2 separate regions of the Homo sapiens genome follow, and region 1 is linked to region 2. A link is a loop called in an ENCODE intact Hi-C map of the cell type or tissue named here. Cell type or tissue: natural killer cell. All regions are shown on one strand. Links, peaks and the distances in the headings refer to the core of each region. The heading gives the core; the rest is flanking DNA. Region 1 has its middle 39 kb from the start of IFNG. Region 2 has its middle 52 kb from the start of IFNG-AS1.

Region 1 (8,914 bases), core at 439-8,438, 79 kb after region 2:
TCGAAAACATAAAAGATATTTTATTGCTAAATATCGAAAATGATTATCTGAGCCTTTGGCAAGTTGTAATAGTTTTTGCTGCTGGAGGGTCTTGCCTAGATGTTGATGGCTACTAGCTGATCAGGATGGTGGTTGTGGAAGGTTGGGGTGGCTATGGCAATTTGTTGAAATAAGACAACAATGTGCTTTGCTGTATTGATTGACTCTTCCTTTCATAAAAGATTTCTCTGTGGCATGCAACACTGCTTGATAGCATATTACCCACGGTAGAACTTCTTTCAAAATTGGAGCCAATCCTCTCAAATCCTGCCACTGCTCTATCAACTAAGTTTATGTAATATTCTAAATCCTTTGCCATCATTTCAACAGTGTTCACAGCATCTTCACCAAGAGTAGATTTCATCTCAAGAAATCACCTTCTCTGTTCATCTCTAAGAAGCAACTCCTCACATACTCAAATTTTATCAGGAGGTTGCAGCAATTCACTTGCAGCTTCAGGCTCCACTTCTGCTTCTTTTGCTATTTCCACCACATGTGCAGTTACTTTCTCCACTAAAGTCTTGAATCCCTTAAAGTCATCCACGAGGGTTGGAATTAACTTCTTCCAAACTCCTATTAATGTTTATATTTTAAACTCCTCTCATGAATCATGAAAGTTCTTAATAGCAGCCAGAATTGTGAATTTTTTCCGGGTGATTCTCAGTTCACTTTTCCCAGATCTATTCATGGAATCACTATCTATGGCAGCTATAGGCTTTTAAAATTTATTTCTTAAATAATACAACCTGAAAGTTGAAATTACTCCTTGATCCATGGGCTGCAGAATAAAGCCTAACACAGAAGGCATGAGCTCTTGGGTGACTAGGTGCATTGTCAATGAGAAGTGACATTTTGAAAGAAATATTTTTTTCTGAGCTGTAGGTCTCCACAGTTGGCTTAAAATATTCAGTAAACCATGCTGTAAACAGATGTGCTGTTATCCAGGCTTTGTTGTTCCATTAACAGAGCACAGGCAGAGTAGATTTAACTGATGTTAAATTCTTAAGGACTTTAAGATTTTGGGAAGGATATATAAGCATGGGTTTCCACTTAAAGTCACAGCCACATTAGCCCCCCTAACAAGAGAGTCAATCTGTCCTTTAAAGCTTTGAAACCAGGACTTGACTTCTCCTCTCTGGCTATGAAACTCCTAGATGGCATATTCTTCCAATATAAGGCTATTTCATCTGCATTTAAAATCCATTGTTTAGTGTAGCCACCTTCAACATTGAACTTAGCTACATCTTTTGCATAACTTGCTGCAACCTCTCCATCAGTACATGCAGCTTCACCTTGCACATTTGTGTTATAGAGACAGCTTCTTTCCTTAAATTTCATGAACCGACTTCTGCTTCCTTCAAACATTTCTTCTGTAGCTTCTTCACCTCTCTTAGCCTTCACAGAATTGAAGAGATTTAGGATTTTGCTCTGGTTTAGGCTTTAGCTTAAGAGAATGTTGTGGCTGGTTTGGTCTTCTATCCAGGCTACTGAAACTTTCTTCATAGCAGCAATAAGATAGTTTTACTTTCTTGTCACTAATGTGTTCATTGATGTCACACTTTTAATTTCCTTCAAGAACTTTTCCTTTGCATTCACCACTTGGCTAACTGTTTGGTGCAAGAGGACTGGCTTTCAGACCATCTCGGCTTTGGACATGCCTTTCTCACTAAGCTTAATCATTTCTAGCTTTTGATTTAAAGTGAGAAAACATGTGACTCTTCCTTTCACTTGAACACTTACGGGACATTGTAGGGTGATTAATTGTCCTGCTTTCAATATTGTTGTGTCCCAGAGAATAGGGAGGCTCAAGAAGAGGGAGAAAAACAGGGAACACCTGGTTGGTGGAGCAGTTAGAACACACACAACATTTATCGATTAAGATCTCTGTCTTACAGGGGCACAGATCTCGGCGCCCCAAAACAATTACAATAGTGACATCAAAGATCACTGATCACAGATCACCACAACACATATAATAATAATGAAAAGGTTTGAAACATTATGAGAATTATCAAAATGTGGCACAGAGATACAAAGTGAGCATATGCTGTTGGAAAAACAGAGCCAATAGACCAGGTGGATATAAGGGGTTACCACAAACCTTCAATTAGTAAAAACCACAATATCTGCAAAACACAGGAAAGCGAAGCGCAATAAAACAAAGTATGCCTATACTTACGTGGTTGGCCTCAGTTGTATTACGGGGAATTATGGAAGGGCCTGTGCTACATACAGTTCAGACAAGCTGGAAAACAGGAGGGCAGAGGTCTATTTTCTGAGATCAAGCAGAGGGTATGAGAGTGGTCTCTGGAAGGTGGCAGGGATGATCACAGCAGCCCAGCCCCGAAGGTCATGACAGCGCAGAGGAAGACAGAGACCTGGGGAGTGGAGGAGGGAGGAACAGTGAAACCTGACACTGAGAGCTCTCAGAATACTGAGAGAGCAGTTGAGGTAGGGGGTTCCAGTTTTTAGCATTTGGGCAAGAAAAGGAGGGGAGTACACAATTTCGTAATTTAGGCAATTACAAAATAAATAAATAAATGTCTCTATTCTGTAGTCATGCTGATGAGGCCTGAGACATATGGGTCAAAGCCCTCTGTCTCTAACTGCCCCATCCCTCAGATTGCCAAGAGCAATAGGCTTCTGGAAAAAGATTCAAATGACCTTAAGATAGGGTCAACAAAAGTTGTTACAGATGATTAAATGTATGTCTGAAACACTGATTTATGCCATTGGAGTAATTAACTTACCCTCAGGTATCCCCCCTTCTTAACCATGAAGAGTTCTCAATGGCCCCAGGACCCTGACTTAGGCTATGACTTAAGGGATCCCTGGGTGTTTCCAGAAGCTAGGCCCAGCCCAGCCCAGAGTGTCCCACCCAGACCTGCCTCTTGCCTGCTGGAGAAAGAAGGGTTGTTTGACATATCCCTGAACAGAGATCAGCCACCTGAAAGAATTAAAAAGACTTAAGAATCCATCACGTGTAAAAAGATCGTCGCACCATCTTCCTACACCTAATCACAATTGAGTGCACATTTTCAGATTAAATGGACAAACGCTTGACTTCTATTTCATATATATCCATATACAAAAAAAATCAGAAAGTGGTATAGAAATTGTATTTACTGAACATTAAGCACAACCCATTTATTTCTATTTAAATAGCACCAAAACCTCAGTAACATTTAACAGGTTAACAATATAGACTTGAGTCATATTGAGTCTGACATTGAGTCAGACCTAGATTTATATCATGCTCTGCCACAGATACTCTGGTATCTTTAAGCTAATTACATATCCCCAAGCCTCAGCTGTCCCCAACTGCAAGATGGCCATGATGACAGATGAGAACAGATAACTCAGAGTGTGGCTATGAGAACTAAATGATTTAACGCCTGTAAAACATTTAGAAAAATGCCTAGCATGTGGTAAGTGCTCATTAAACATAGCTATATTTAAATATTTCTAAAATATTGCCAAATCCAGATGCTAATGACTAGGGCATCCTAAAAGACAGATTTAGAAAGGAAATTGCTGTCTATATTCTGAACAGTACAGTAACTGTGTTTTGACTTTGTCATTTGCCACTTCCATCCAGTGCTTTTCTGGTAGCATGCTGGAAAATGAACCACAGCACACTAACACCCACACCCCAGCAGCTCTCTAAATCAGTTGTTCTTAAATGAGTCAGCACACACCCAAGCATCTTGGTCACTAGTCGGATGTACACAGGCTGCAGGTTCCCAAACAGACTTCAGCTGCTGCTCTGAGTAAACATTTTCTGGCAGCACACCAAGGGGGCGGGTGGGGACACAGGTAGGCATCTTCTCGGGTCTAGGTTCAGATTTCATATTGAACTCAAAATGAGCTGATGAGTTCAAGGTCCCTGTTTCTGCTAAAAATAAGCCTACACAGCAAGGGTGTTGCACTAAACAGTTTGCCCAAGCTGCCTGGAGGAAGCATCTTCTGCCCACATTGCGCCTTGGTGTAACCAACATTCAGAGTCCCACAGTTTCATGACCACCAACTTCACACAATTAGCTGAGCTCTATGTAAAACTGTTTCTATCTGTTCCTACCTAGATTTTTCTCCTTGAGACATAACTCTTCTTTTTAAATTGTGAATGAAGATATCTGACGTGAGTGCTGGGAAAGTCATGGCAAAAGGCCTGGGTGGAAAATCAAAATGTCATCATTATATTCTTTGGGTTCATAACATCCGAGGAAATAGGTACCTTATACCTTGATCTTCTTAGAAGTGAAATAAAAATAGCCCATCTACCTCACAGGGATCACAATTTCATGGTCCTTTGTAAAACTTAAAAAAAAGGTGTTAAGTATAAAATCTCAATTAATGGAATACTCAGGCAAGAAAATACCCTGGTTTATGCATTTAAGTCTTTTTCTAGCCTTTTGTCAAAAGCTTTTCTAAAAATACAGTCACCCATTAACTAAGTACATTATGATGACAGTTTTTAGCTTTGAGGATTTGGAAGCTTGAAATCAATCAAGCACATTAAATAGTACATGTCTTTTGATTTGTGGTCAATTACTATTTCAAAATGCAATTCTTAACCTCTGGTCAGTTGCTTTCCAGTTAGGGTTTATATTTTAGCTAAGAAAGTTGTTGTTTCCCAGGAATGAAATTGAGCTCAATCTAGTTTTCCATGCACAAATTATAGTAACAGGAACACCGCCATCCCTAGTTTCTAAGGAAGAGAACCAGGCATCTTAAAAAGTAAGGTCCTAGGCAGGACTATAAAGCAAACAATGATGAAATTAGCTTTAGAATATGTTTGGAAAATTTGGCTTACACTAATAAGGTACTATTTGAAAGAGATAAATGTTAAAGGCCTGCATTAAAGGTTTTAAAAATAATCGATTATGTACATTTCAGATAGAAAGACCCTGGCTTGCCAAGGTTTAAAAAAAAGTCAGAAGATCTTAGATGACCACAAGCTGAAACTGAGCCACCAGCATATATAATATGATTGCTAAAAGCAGCACTTTCCTAGCAGTTCCACTGTAGTGCAACAGACTACCACATCTTAAAGAACATAGACAGATGAGATCTCTCTTCTTTCATTTCTTTACTCAGCCCACTGCTTTCTAAGTTCTGCCCCCACCCATCACCACCACCAACTCTGAAACTGTGACTGCCAAAGGTCACCAAGGACCACAGATTGGCAAATCAGTGGACTCATTTCTGGTCTAAGAACTTGCCATCTTTCAGCATCTGACATCGTTGACTATACACTCTTCCTTTGGCTTCTCTGATGCCACTCTCTTGGTTCCCCTAAACCCCTGGCTAGCCCTTTCCAGTCCCCTCTTATCTTCCTGACTCTCCATGTTACTGTGACTGAAGATCCAGTCCTTACCCCTCTTTGCTCACTCTCCGACACTACTTAGTGATCTTAACTGCTCCCATAACTTCAACTGCCACCTGCAGAAGAAGCCCCAGATCTTTCAGTCTAGTCTGGACCCATCCCTGAGCACCAAACCTATTCTCCCCAACTGTGCTTGGATCTTCTCACTTCTCCTGATCTTGCTTCTCCTCTTCTGCCTGCTTTTATACAGTGCTTTTATATTGCCAAATAACACCACTATCCATCCAGTGGCCTAAGCCAGAACTTCAGGACTTCTTCAATTCTCCCTATCCCTTAGCTGCTATACTGAATCAGTGACAAAAATTTGGCCTCCTTTGCTTATTTTCTATTCACTTCTTCTTCCCAATAGCTCACCTCACACTATAGTTTATCTAAGAGCAGGAAGAACCCCTGGTTCTTGTCCCTGGGGGTGTAGAAAGATTATCTGTTAGGCTGCCTGCCTCAAAGCACATCATCCAATGATTCTTCTGAAAAAGTTCAACTTTCTATATGCTACTATAAAAAAAAACTTTAATAAAAAACTATTTTTAAAGAATGTGAGGCTAATGCTGATAGGAAGTGAAAATAACTTCTTTTCCTTGATGTTAAGGCATCTTGTAGGAATGAACCAATATTAAGAACTTTTTCTCAATAACAAAAGAAGAATGACTATTATTTATTCTTCCAACAAATATTCATTGACTTTTCATTTTGTGCTAGGTGTTCTTATAAGTGCAGGCTGGCCAGGCTGAGGTGGGGTGGGTAATGGATGATAAGCAACTAAAGAAATGAGAACAGAAGCAGAGTATAACAGAGAGTGACTTGGATGCAGCATTGGATTGAATCATCAGGCAAGGTCTTGCTGAAAGGATGCCATGTAAACTGAGACCTGAATGATTAAAAAAAGAGAGAGAGACAGCCATGGGAAGGTCAGGAGGAAGAACATTCCATACCAGGAGAGCTGTTTGTGGTAAGGCCCTAAGTCAGCTGTTTTAAAGGGATAAATGTTAAAGACCTGCATTAAGTTTCTAAAAAAAAATCAATTACATATATTTAGGATAGAAAGACCTCAGTTTGCCTAGGTTTAAAAAAAAAAAAAAACTCAGAAGATCTTAGTTGACCACAAGCTAAAAATAAGTTCTGCCCGTTGAAAAAATGAAAAATAGTCATGCACGGTTAGTGCAGAGTGAGCAAGGGCTGCCATTGGGTCACATACATCCTATCTATTATCAATAAATTTCAAAATAATCCTACAAGAAACATTTCATTATTCCCACTTAGAAGCTAAGAAAATGAAAGTTAAGAGAGATTAGCTTCATATGACGAGGAATAAAAACCACATTTTTCTTTAGGTTTAGTTTATTCATCTATTTCTAGTTCCTTGCAGTGTAACATTAGGCTGTTTATTTGGGATCTTTCTTCTTTTTTAATGTAGATGTTTATTGCTTTAAACTTCCCTCTTGGAACTGTTTTTGCTGCATCCCATAAGTTTTGGTATGTTGTGCTTCCATTTTTATTTGTCTCCAGATTTTTAAAAAATGTCTCTTTTAATTTATTTGTTGATCCATTGGTTATTTAGAAACATGTTGTTTAATTTCCACATATTTGTAAATTTTCCAAAATTCCTCCTATTATTGATTTTTAGTTTCATACCATTGTTGTTGGAAAAGATACTTGATAAGATTTCAATCTTCTTAAATTCGTTAAGACTTGTTCTGTGGTCTAACATATGATCTATCCTGGGGAATGTTGAAGCAAATGTGTATTCTGCTGCTGTTGGATAAAATGTCATGTATATGTCTGTTAGTTCCATTTGGTATATCCAATGTTTCCTTATAGATATTCTGTCAAGATAATCTGTTCATTGTTGAAATCCCCTACTATTATTGTCTTGCAGTCAATCTCTTTCTTCAGGTCTATTAATATTGGCTTTATATATCTAGGAGCTCTGACATTAGGCACAAATATATTTACAATTATTATATCTTCTTGATGAATTAATCCCTTTATCATTAGATAATGAAGTTCTTTGTCACATTTCACAGTTTTTGACTTAAAGTCTATTTTTTTTTTGACATAACCATAGCTCTCCCTGCTCTTTTTTGGTTTCCATTTGCCTGGAATATTTTTGTTCATCCTTTCATTTTCAACATATGTTTGTCCTTTAAGGTGAAGTGAGTCTCTTGAAGGCAGCATATTATTATTTTTTCACCCATTCAGCCATTCTGTGTGTGTCTTTGGTTAGAGAATTTAATCCATTTATATTCAAGGTAATTATTGATAGGTAAGGACTTACTCCTGTCATTTTGTTAATTGTTTTCTGATTGCTTTGTAGATTCTTTGTTTCTTTCTTTCTCACTGGCTGTCTTCCTTTCTGATTAGATAATTCTTTCTAGTATGCTTTCATTCCTTAAAGTTTTATCTTTTGTTTATCTACTATACATTTTTGCTTTGTGGTTACCCTGAGGCTAACATAAAATATCTTATAGTTATAAAAGGTTATTTTAAGCTAACAACTTAACTTTGACCACATTAAAAAACTTAACACTATTGCTCCACCATGCCCCACATGTTTTGTTTTTTATGTCACAATTTACATCTTTTTTTATTGCGTATCCCTTAACAAAGTATTGTAGCTATTATTATTTTTAGTAGTTTCATCTCATCTTCATAGTATGAATATAAGTGATCTATCACTTATATTCATAGTATGAATATAAGTGATCTAATCTCAACCACCATTAGATTATTGAGTATTCTGAATTTCACTGCATCTTTATTTTACCAGTGAGTTTTATACTTTGATAAATTTTCATGTTAATAATTAATATTCTTCTATTTCAGCTTGAAGAACTCCCTGTAGCATTTCTTATAAGACAGGCCTGGTGGTGATCAAATTCCTCAGCTGACGTTAAGTCTGGGAAAGTCTTTCTTTCTCCTTCATTTCTAAAGGACAGCTTTACCAGGCAATATATTCTTAATTGACAGGTTTTTTTTTCCCCCCTGCAGCACATTGAATACATCATCCAACTTTCTCCTGGCCTGTAAGGTTCTGCTGAGAAATCTGCTTCTAGCCTTATTGAAACTTCCTTATATGTTATTTTCTTCATTTCTCTAGCTGCTTTCAGGATCCTCTCTTTGTCTTTGATTTTTTGTGGGTTTTTTTTTTTTTTTGCGGGGGAGGGGGTTGTTTGTTAGTTTCTCGGGTTTTGTGTTTATTTTTCCTTTTGTTTCTTTTTTGTTTATTTGTTTTGTTTTTTGAGACAGGGTTTAGCTCTGTCATCCAGGCTGGAGTGCAGGGGCACGATCTTGGCTCACCACAGCCTCAACCTCCCAGGCTCAAGTGACCCTGCCATCTCAACCCCCTGAGTAGCTGGGACTACAGGTGCATATCACCACACCTGGCTAATTTTCGTATTTTTATATTTTCATTTTTTGTAGAGACAGGGTCTTGCCATGTTGCCCAGGTTGGTCTCAAACTCCTAGGCTCAAGTGATTTGCCTGCCTTGG
Region 2 (8,914 bases), core at 504-8,503:
CTGCCTCCTGGGTTCACACAATTCTCCTGCCTCAGCCTCCCTAGTAGCTGGTGCCCACCACCACACCCAGCTAATTTTTTGTATTTTTAGTAGGGATGGGGTTTCACTATGTTGGCCAGACTGATCTCAAACTCCTGACCTCGTGATCCACCCGCCTTGGCCTCCCAAAGTGCTAGGATTATAGGCATGAGCCACTGTGCCCAGCCAGATTTTAATTACTGTCACGAGACAAAGCTTAGCAGGAGAGGACAGCTGGAAACATGACAAGGAAACTACAGGTTACAACAGATTTTTTAACTCAGCCAAGCACAGTCGTGGTAGGACCTAGCTGCTACAAAGAAGACATGTTTTTGACAATATTCATGTGTATGGGCAAAAATCTCAAGGACTGTAGTTGTGACCAATTGTACAACAGTTTATTTTAGTTTCTGTTCTGTAGAAAGTGTAAACCATGCCTATAAAGGGTTTTAATGTCAATTTTTCTTTGCACCCATGCTGTTGACTGCTCAATGTAATAGTCTGATCATGATGCTAATTAGATGTGTCCTTTAAAAAACAATATGATGTGTTGTAGTACATTGGTTGGCTGACATTAATGAAAAGACCTACCTATTAACATTGATAACTAAATCTGGACTTCTCTCTATAAAGCTACCCAATTGGGTCCCACTGGCTGAACTTTATATGCTTCAGTGGTGTCTTAACAAAAGACTGCCTCTAAATTAGACTAAGTGTCTTAGAACCCTGTGGTCTAGAGAAATGAAGTGAAATGTAATAGCTGGGAGAAACAGGGCATTATACATCTTGAAAGAACTATCTTTCAAGATAAACTAGCACCCCACTCTAGCCCAGCTTCATGGCTGACTCTCAGAGCATCATATTTTCCACTGATGGGCTGAAGATTCATAAATGTAGTAAACCACTGAAAACAATTGCTTCATAAGACTTCTTTAGAAAATTCCTTATGGTACTACATCTACAATGTAGAGGGCTTGTCTTCAGCTCCCTCAACATCTCAAATTTTTTGACACATTCAGTACATGCCTGTTATGTCTTTAATCCCAGAACACATGTATTTTCCCCTTCCAGATGATTTCTTTGCAGATTTCACAATGGAGAAGAGCTGTCACAGGTGGAAGTAATCATGCTGTCACAAAGATATTACTTTTTTCTTCCAGTGCTGGAAGGCAGTCAGGAACAAGCCATGCATTAGTTTAAGAGCCATGAGATGTATAACTCCAGTTTTTTAAAGCTCATAGTAGAAAATGAAGAGGGGGCAATGGCATAGCAGGTGAATGCATTTGGGGTGTGTTACAGACCAAGCAAGAATCAATCACTTATGTCTGTCAGACCAGATGGATCTGGAAACAGTTTAATCCTCAGGGCCAATGTGATATGTTGTGATATGTGATATGTCACAATAATATGTTTTCCCCGCAGGTTTCAAGCCTGTTTAAAAAAATGTTTTTAAACTTGAAAGGAAGACAAGTGACCAATATTATAAGGTTAATGCAGAAAATAATGGTCATAGTATTTAATAAACTTCAATTTATCAAATAAACCTGTATGTCAGTCTTTCTGGCTTTAGGCCTGTTTGCATCAGAATTATCCTGGAGGATTCTTAAAACAACAAAAATAAGCACACAAACATCTATTTAATCATAAGGGAATTTTCACCTAAAATAATCTCCCCCTGTGATGTAGATTCACACTGGAGTTGAGTATAATAATTTTGCTCTCATCAAAAATAATCGGAAAGAGAGGAGCTTTGGGATATGTCATTTTGATCTAAGAAAACGTATTGGCTTTCTTGCTGCTTCTTTGGATTCTTTTTTGCATATCATCTGGCAAGTGAGCAGGTGCACAGCTCTGATAAGCAGGAAGGAACCCCCGACCCCACCACCACTGCCTCAGAGCAAATACTCAATAAATGGTCACCTCATTTCCACCCCCCTCCCTACTCCCACCCACCAGGCAAGAAAGCTTAAACCTAGTAAAATCTCTGAGTGCTCAACATGGAATGGAAAACCCAGAAGAGCAAGGTTGGAAATTGTAGCTGGGAAGTCTCAAGTTCTCTGGTTCCTCCTGGAAGAGGGCATGAAGGTGGCTTTGTGTAAATATGGGCATATTGATTTTTATTTGATGAGCCATAGAAAACTAGATAGTCCAGAAATAAATAAAGGAACTGGGAATGTTGGAATCCACAAATATTGACCATCAGTTTGGGATTGGCAGCTTCTCTCCTTCCCATCTTTATTACAAGTTATAGCGCCGTTACCTTAGATGCACACATGCTTTACAATAATGTTTTTGAAGCCAAGCCCTAGAGATTTCTCAAATATGCTTCCTATGTCTTTCTAGAGGCCCAAGCACACACCTCCCTCATTTATTGCCTCCTATTCAACTTGCGCAGCTTTTATGTGGTTTACATATAAAGCTTCTGTTTAAGATTGTGTTGTCTGGGCGCGGTGGCTCCTGCCTGTAATCCCAGCACTTTGGAAGGCCGAGGCGGGCAGATCACGAGGTCAGGAGATCGAGACCATCCTGGCTAACACAGTGAAACCCCGTATCAACTAAAAACATAAAAAATTAGCCGGGCGCGGTGGCGGGCGCCTGTAGTCCCAGCTACTCCGGAGGCTAAGGCAGGAGAATGGCGTGAACCCGGGAGGCGGAGCTTGCAGTGAGCCGAGATAGCGCCACTGCACTCCGGCCTGGGCGAAAGAGCGAGACTCCGTCTCAAAAAAAAGATTGTGTTTACAGGGTTCCACTGCACATCTCATCCAGGTTTTGAAAAATATTTAGATTTTAGGAGTTGCATTCTACTCTAAGTAACAACTCCAAACCTGCACCATATTTATTGGGTGACTTTAGGCCACAGTACCATTTTGTACAGTAAGGTATCTTCTTATGAAACAGAGAAGATATGCTTACTTCCTTACAGGATAAATAATGTGATGCTGAATAAGATAAACCTAAAGTTACTAAGAGACAAACACTGTATATTAAGTGTTATAACCACACATCAGAAGACCATTTTAGACTGTGGTTTCAGGGTGCTAGAATATTCGAACCCTGTTTGCTTAGCTGACTAATCTAACTTTTTGGTAAGACTGGTTATATTTTTTTCTGTATAGAGAAGAGGTGATGAGAGAAAGTATTCTTTAGTTTATTCATTCACAATTTTTTAAAAAGGTCACTCTGGTTACCGCATGGAGAGCAGAACTGGTGGGGAATCTGTTCATGCCTGGGGAGGCCATTTAGGCACCTGCTGCCGTCATCAAGGCAAAAGATAAATACCTAAGTTTAAAAGCAAATTTATTTTTACAAGGTATAGATGTAAACAAGTCTCATATGCATGCCCAATAGATCTACTTTGTCCTACCAAAGGAGAAGGAGGATAATGCAGATATAAACTCTAGAACAAGACTGCCTTGGTTCAAATTCCAGCTTTGTCATTGTAGGACCTTGCCTAGACAAATTACTTAATTTTTTAATCTCTGTTGTCTCATCTTTAAAAGGAGGCTAATAGTAGTATCTGCCTTATAGGATTGTCAAGAATAAAGGAGTAAGTATATATGAAGTGTTTAGAATAGTTCCTTCCAGTCAATCAATGGTAACTTTTTTTTTTTCCCCCAAGCATAAAGGATCTAAATGGGGCAATGTGGCTAATGGCCCCTAGAGGGCAGCAGAGGAATAAGAACAGAGTGGACGACAGGTTCAGAGAAAGATGTCCTGTCTGATGGAAAAACGGGGAGAAGGGCACTGTGAATCATACAAAATGGAGACTGAGCTCAGGGCCATTTATAGCCTGCTTTGGGGACGTTTTCTAATAGTTCAAATCACTTTGTAGACAAAAATCAAGGACTGGAATAAGTGTAGTAATGAGAAGGATCCAGTCATGCATCTGAGAGCATACGTCCAATAAACCTCACTCAAAAGCTAGCAAGAAAATCTTGACTGTTGGCAGGAAGCATAGCTGATACTGAGGGCTGGGGCCTGGGTGCCTTTCCACTTGGCCCTTTCCATGCGACCTGGGCTTCCTCACAGCATGGTAGCTGGGTTACAGCATGAGTGTCCCAGTGAAATCAGGCAGCAGTGGGATCACGTTTTAATGACTCAGAAAAGACATGTATCACTTCTGCCATATTTTAATAGTTAAAAGTCTAACAAAAGCCCTCTTAGTTCCAAGGGGATAGGACACAGACTCCAACTCTTGATGAGGGAGTAGCAAGTTTCTGGAAAACTATATTAACAGGAAATACTGTAGTCATTTCCATAAAATACAATCGGTCACAAAGTGCTTTCCTAGAAGTTCATACTGGATTCTTTCTGCCTCATTTTCACATACAAAGCATCAGCAAATCCTGACAGACTGGGCTGCAAAATACATCCCAAACCTGATCTGATCTCACCATCTCCACTGCTCCCACCCTCGTCCAACCCAACATGTTTCTCTACCTGGATCACAGCAAAGTCTACTGAGAGGTTCCTCATCTCCAATTTAAAACCCCATAATCTACTATTTATAGGGCAGCCAGTGAGAACTTTGAAAAAATGTAAGTCTAAGCCTATCATCACTGCTCATCTTAGAACTATCCAATGGCTTTCAATTATGCTTAGAATAAAAGCTAAACTCCTAATGGTGGCCCACAAGAACCTCCATATTTTGGCCCTATTTATCTGTCTCATTTCATCTTCAGGCTTCTTTCCACCACACTCTGACCTTCTTCCTCTCACTTTAGCTCCTGGGTATGTTTTCAACTCAGGCACCTCTGATCCCAAATCTCTTCATATTACACTGTTCCATGATTCAAATCTGCTTGAACCTTCCCAGACCACTCAATATAAATGAGCATCAGTCCCATCACCGTCTATTCCTTAACCCTCCTTTATTTTCCTTAATGTACTTATCACTGTCTGAACTTACACTGTGTATGCATTTGAGTCCTTGTTCATAGTCTGCGTCTCCCTCTAGAATATTAACACTTTATGGGCAGGGCTTTGTTTACTGCTTTATTAACAGTGCTTAGGTCCACTCAATAGTTAAGTTGAATATTGAATAAAGAATAAAAGAAGAAACAAAACAAACAGTATAGCCTTTCAAATCAGTGGTGGTGTAAACGAAGATCTATTATCACTGTCATGAAAACATGTTTGTGTTCTTTACTAGATCTGGGCTATCCTTTCTTAGTGTCCTGTGGTTTCATGGACTAGTTTAGGAATGGTTGGTTGTTTCTAATGTGTAGCACTTAAGAAACTTTCAGCTTGAGCCTAAGTGTTTCCAGTGCTGAGGTTCAGTCATGTCTGGGCATGTTTGGTGAGGTGGTGGTGACAGGCCTCAAATAATTCAATTCTAATGAAATATTTGGCTTTAAGTGGATGAGGAGGAAAGGTACTGTGGCTTTGGCGTGGGTGTAGTTGGGGGTAGGTATAGAGGAGAGGAAGAGAACCCGAGGACAGCGATGTTCAAGTGAACATGTTATCACTCGTCTGGGCTTCTCAACACAATTGAACACACTTCCTATATTTGGAGAATTCCCCACCTCCTCTGCAGCCAGTACACTGGTCTGTGACACAGACCCAGACAATCACGTGCACCTCAGCAAGTTTTCTAATCACAAGCATGTATTGCAAAGAAACAAGTGCCACCTAGAGCCCACTCTGGTGAGAATGGCAGCTGGTGAATTCAGTTACTAGAGGGAGGGATGGCTAAGGTCACACCACGAGCTAGTACCAGCAGGAGTCTGTGCCTGGTGGAGTCAGCAGTTATTCCCACCTGGTCTGTTCTTTACTGTGACTCTGAGAATTGGTGCTGGCTGGGAAGCCTCCCAGCCTGCTTTCCGGCCTCCTGGGAAATCTTATATTCTTTAATAAATTCCTTTTCTGCTACTACTAGATTTTAATTGGTGACAACTGAGAACTCTGACAGAAAAAGATGGGGTGTTTAATTCCAGTCTACTTCACTGATTAGGCCTGACACCTAGGGAGAAAAGATGTAGAAGCCAAAATGTCAGGAATTATTTTAATAAGCAATTTTGTAAGACTTGGAGTTTGAACAGCGGTACTTTGCTCCCCAGGCAACAAAGTTCTGCATCAAGCTGGAAAATGAACACTTGCCCACTTTTCCCTGAAATACAGCAGGGTCCTGGCTCCATGGAAGCTCTGGTGAAATCGTCTTCAAACATCTTTTAGAAGGCTGAATACTTTTCCATTGAGATACACAGGACCCTTTATAAAACAGATGAAAATGGACTGCTTTGGTCAACGTGACACTTGGAGCCCCTAAAGCCAGGATGGCCTCATAAACCCCTCAGTGGTGAGGCTCAGTGGCAGTGCCTGGCTGCAGGCTCCCCAAGTCTGTGACACCCAGCAGGAGAGGGACAATCTCCTGAGACGACACCTGAGAGATGCATGCCAGGAAGGTAGCAGGTGCCATATGAGCAGATTTATCTCTGAGCATATGCCCTGATGGCTCCAAAAAGGCTGGTGGGGAGGCAACTTTGCAAGGACTTTGGGCTTTGTTTCAGGAATGAAGACAATTAACCACAGGATTTGAATATTCTGTAATTAATGTATTTTCTAACATAATCTAGTGAAGCCTGGGGAATTTTTAGTTGCATACCTCTTTACTCAACTATGTCTTAGCAGTGGTACATTATGCATATTCAAGTCATTGAAGTTGCCTAAACTTTAGTAAACTTGCTTATTCATTCTGTTGCTCATTAATTTCTCCCAGCCTTGTGGGAGAGCAACTAAAGTTAATCATCACTACCTCTCCACCTGGCTCTCCAAGGGTTGTCAGTGCCTATCCCCCACCCTTCATTCATCTCTCAACACCTCCCAGAGAGCTCCGGACATCTCTGGCATAATGTTCTGATCCAATATTTGCCTATTGGACTTCATGTCCTCACATCATTTTAGCTGCCTTTGTTAACCAAATTCCCGTAGGTATTTTATATATAAAAGGCATGAGCTTCAGGAGATGAGTGAGAATCTAATGCTTGATGATCTGTCATTGTCTCCCATCACCCCCAGATGGGACCATCTAGTTGCAGGAAAACAAGCTCAGGAGGCTGGGCGAAGTGGCTCACGCCTGTAATCCCAGCACTTTGGGAGGCCGAGGCTGGCGGATCACTTGAGGTCAGGAGCTCGAGACCAGCCTGGCCAACATGGTGAAACCCCGTCTCTACCAAAAATACAAAAATTAGCCAAGTGTGGTGGCAGGCATCTGTAATCCCAGCTACTTGGGAGGCTGAGGCAGGAGAATTGCTTGAATCTGGGAGGCAGGGGTTGCAGTGAGCCGAGATCGTGCCGCTGCACTCTGGCCTGAGTGACGGAGCGAGACTCCATCAAAAACAGAAAACAAACAAAAAAAAAACCAAGCTCAGGGCTGCCACTGATTCTACATTATAAGTTGCATAATTATTTCATTATATATTACAATGTAGTACTAGAATAAAGTACACAATTAATGTAATGCACTTGAATCATCCTAAAACCATCCCTACTGCACAGTCCATGGAAAAATTGTCTTCCAGAAAACCAGTCCCTGGCGCCAAAAAGGTTGGGGACCACTGAGTTAAAGAAGGCTGTAACCTAGACAAAGGCTGGAAATTAGACAAAGATGTGAGATCAGGCCAGGGTATACTATACTCTAAATGCAGACATTAAAAATGAAGCAGTTTGTACCTCGGCCAGGAAGACTTTTATATGATTCCTTCAGTAGTTGAAAGTGGTAAGCTGATGAGCCACATTTCAAAAGCAAATGGTCTGGGAGACACTTAAAGAAGTGAGTGTGAGGACAGCACTAGAACTCTTACGGCTCCCCACTGCCTTATCACCAAGTCCAAACTCTATATCAAGGCATGATCCAGCTCCTGCCTACTGCTTCAACATTCCTTTAAAAATAAAATATCCCAATTATCCTGATTTGATCATTATGCATGATATGAATGTATCAAAATAGCAAATGTACCCTTCCAAATATGTACATCTATTATGTATCAATAATAAAATGTTTCTTACACATAACCAGGCACTAGCCACAAAAAATAATAATAATAATAATAATGCGGTTTCTCGACTGCAGCAGGCTCATTACTCATTCTTGTGTTTCCATAATTTGTATTCTTAATTCGTAAAGACCTTTTCTACTATTTCTTCTCCTGGAGAACTCCTGCTTTTCAAAATTGGGATGCTCAAACATCCCAATGTCTCTCCTCCCTAAGGTCTCCGTCTGACTGGATTAGGTGCTGCTGGTCTGCACCTCTAAGCACCCTTCCTGTGATTTCCCCATCATCATGTTGGTGAGACAGCACGGTAGCTATCAGTAGCTTGATTGTTTCTCCTTTAATTGTAAGATTCTTTTATTATTATTATTATTATTATTATTATACTTTAAGTTCCAGGGTACATGTGCACAAAGTGCAGGTTTGTTACATAGGTATACATGTGCCATGTTGGTTTGCTGCACCCATCAACTCATCATTTATATTAGGTGTTTCTCCTAATGCTATCCCTTCCCCAGCCCCCCACCCACCAATAGGCCTGGTGTGTAATGTTCCCTGCCCTGTGTCCAAGTGATCTCATTGTTCAATTTCCACCTATGAGTGAGAACATGTGGCGTTTGGTTTTCTGTCCTTGTGATAGTTTGCTTAGAATAATGGTTTCCAACTTCATCCATGTCCCTGCAAAGGACACGAACTCATCCTTTTTTATGGTTGCATAGTATTCCGTGGTATATTTGTGCCACATTTTCTTAATCCAGTCTATCATTGATGGACATTTGGGTTGGTTCCAAGTCTTTGCTATTGTGAATAGTGCCACAATAAACACGTGTGCATGTGTCTTTATAGCAGCATGATTTATAATCCTTAGGGTATATACCCAATAATGGGATGGCTGGGTCAAATGG

The links. Peaks named below come from ENCODE experiments on the same cell type or tissue, not always from the same donor. Only the 100,000 strongest peaks of a DNase experiment are listed, where the experiment ranks them.
Region 1: it touches region 2 in a loop (2.7-fold over the local background); 2 of 110 quality-filtered maps call a loop at or near these places.

What each region holds. Positions count from the first base shown.
Region 1 is chr12:68,116,141-68,125,054 of GRCh38, forward strand. No RefSeq gene overlaps it. Among named protein-coding and RNA genes, the nearest start is that of IFNG, 39 kb to the right of the region's middle. In natural killer cell, for the core only: no CTCF peak of the experiment used is centred there; DNase peaks (open chromatin) are centred at 3,871 and 3,991; H3K27ac peaks cover 4,652 bases.
Region 2 is chr12:68,036,962-68,045,875 of GRCh38, forward strand. No RefSeq gene overlaps it. Among named protein-coding and RNA genes, the nearest start is that of IFNG-AS1, 52 kb to the left of the region's middle. RefSeq lists an enhancer at 5,246-5,495. In natural killer cell, for the core only: CTCF peaks have their summits at 3,669 (motif pointing right) and 3,874; DNase peaks (open chromatin) are centred at 3,700 and 5,600.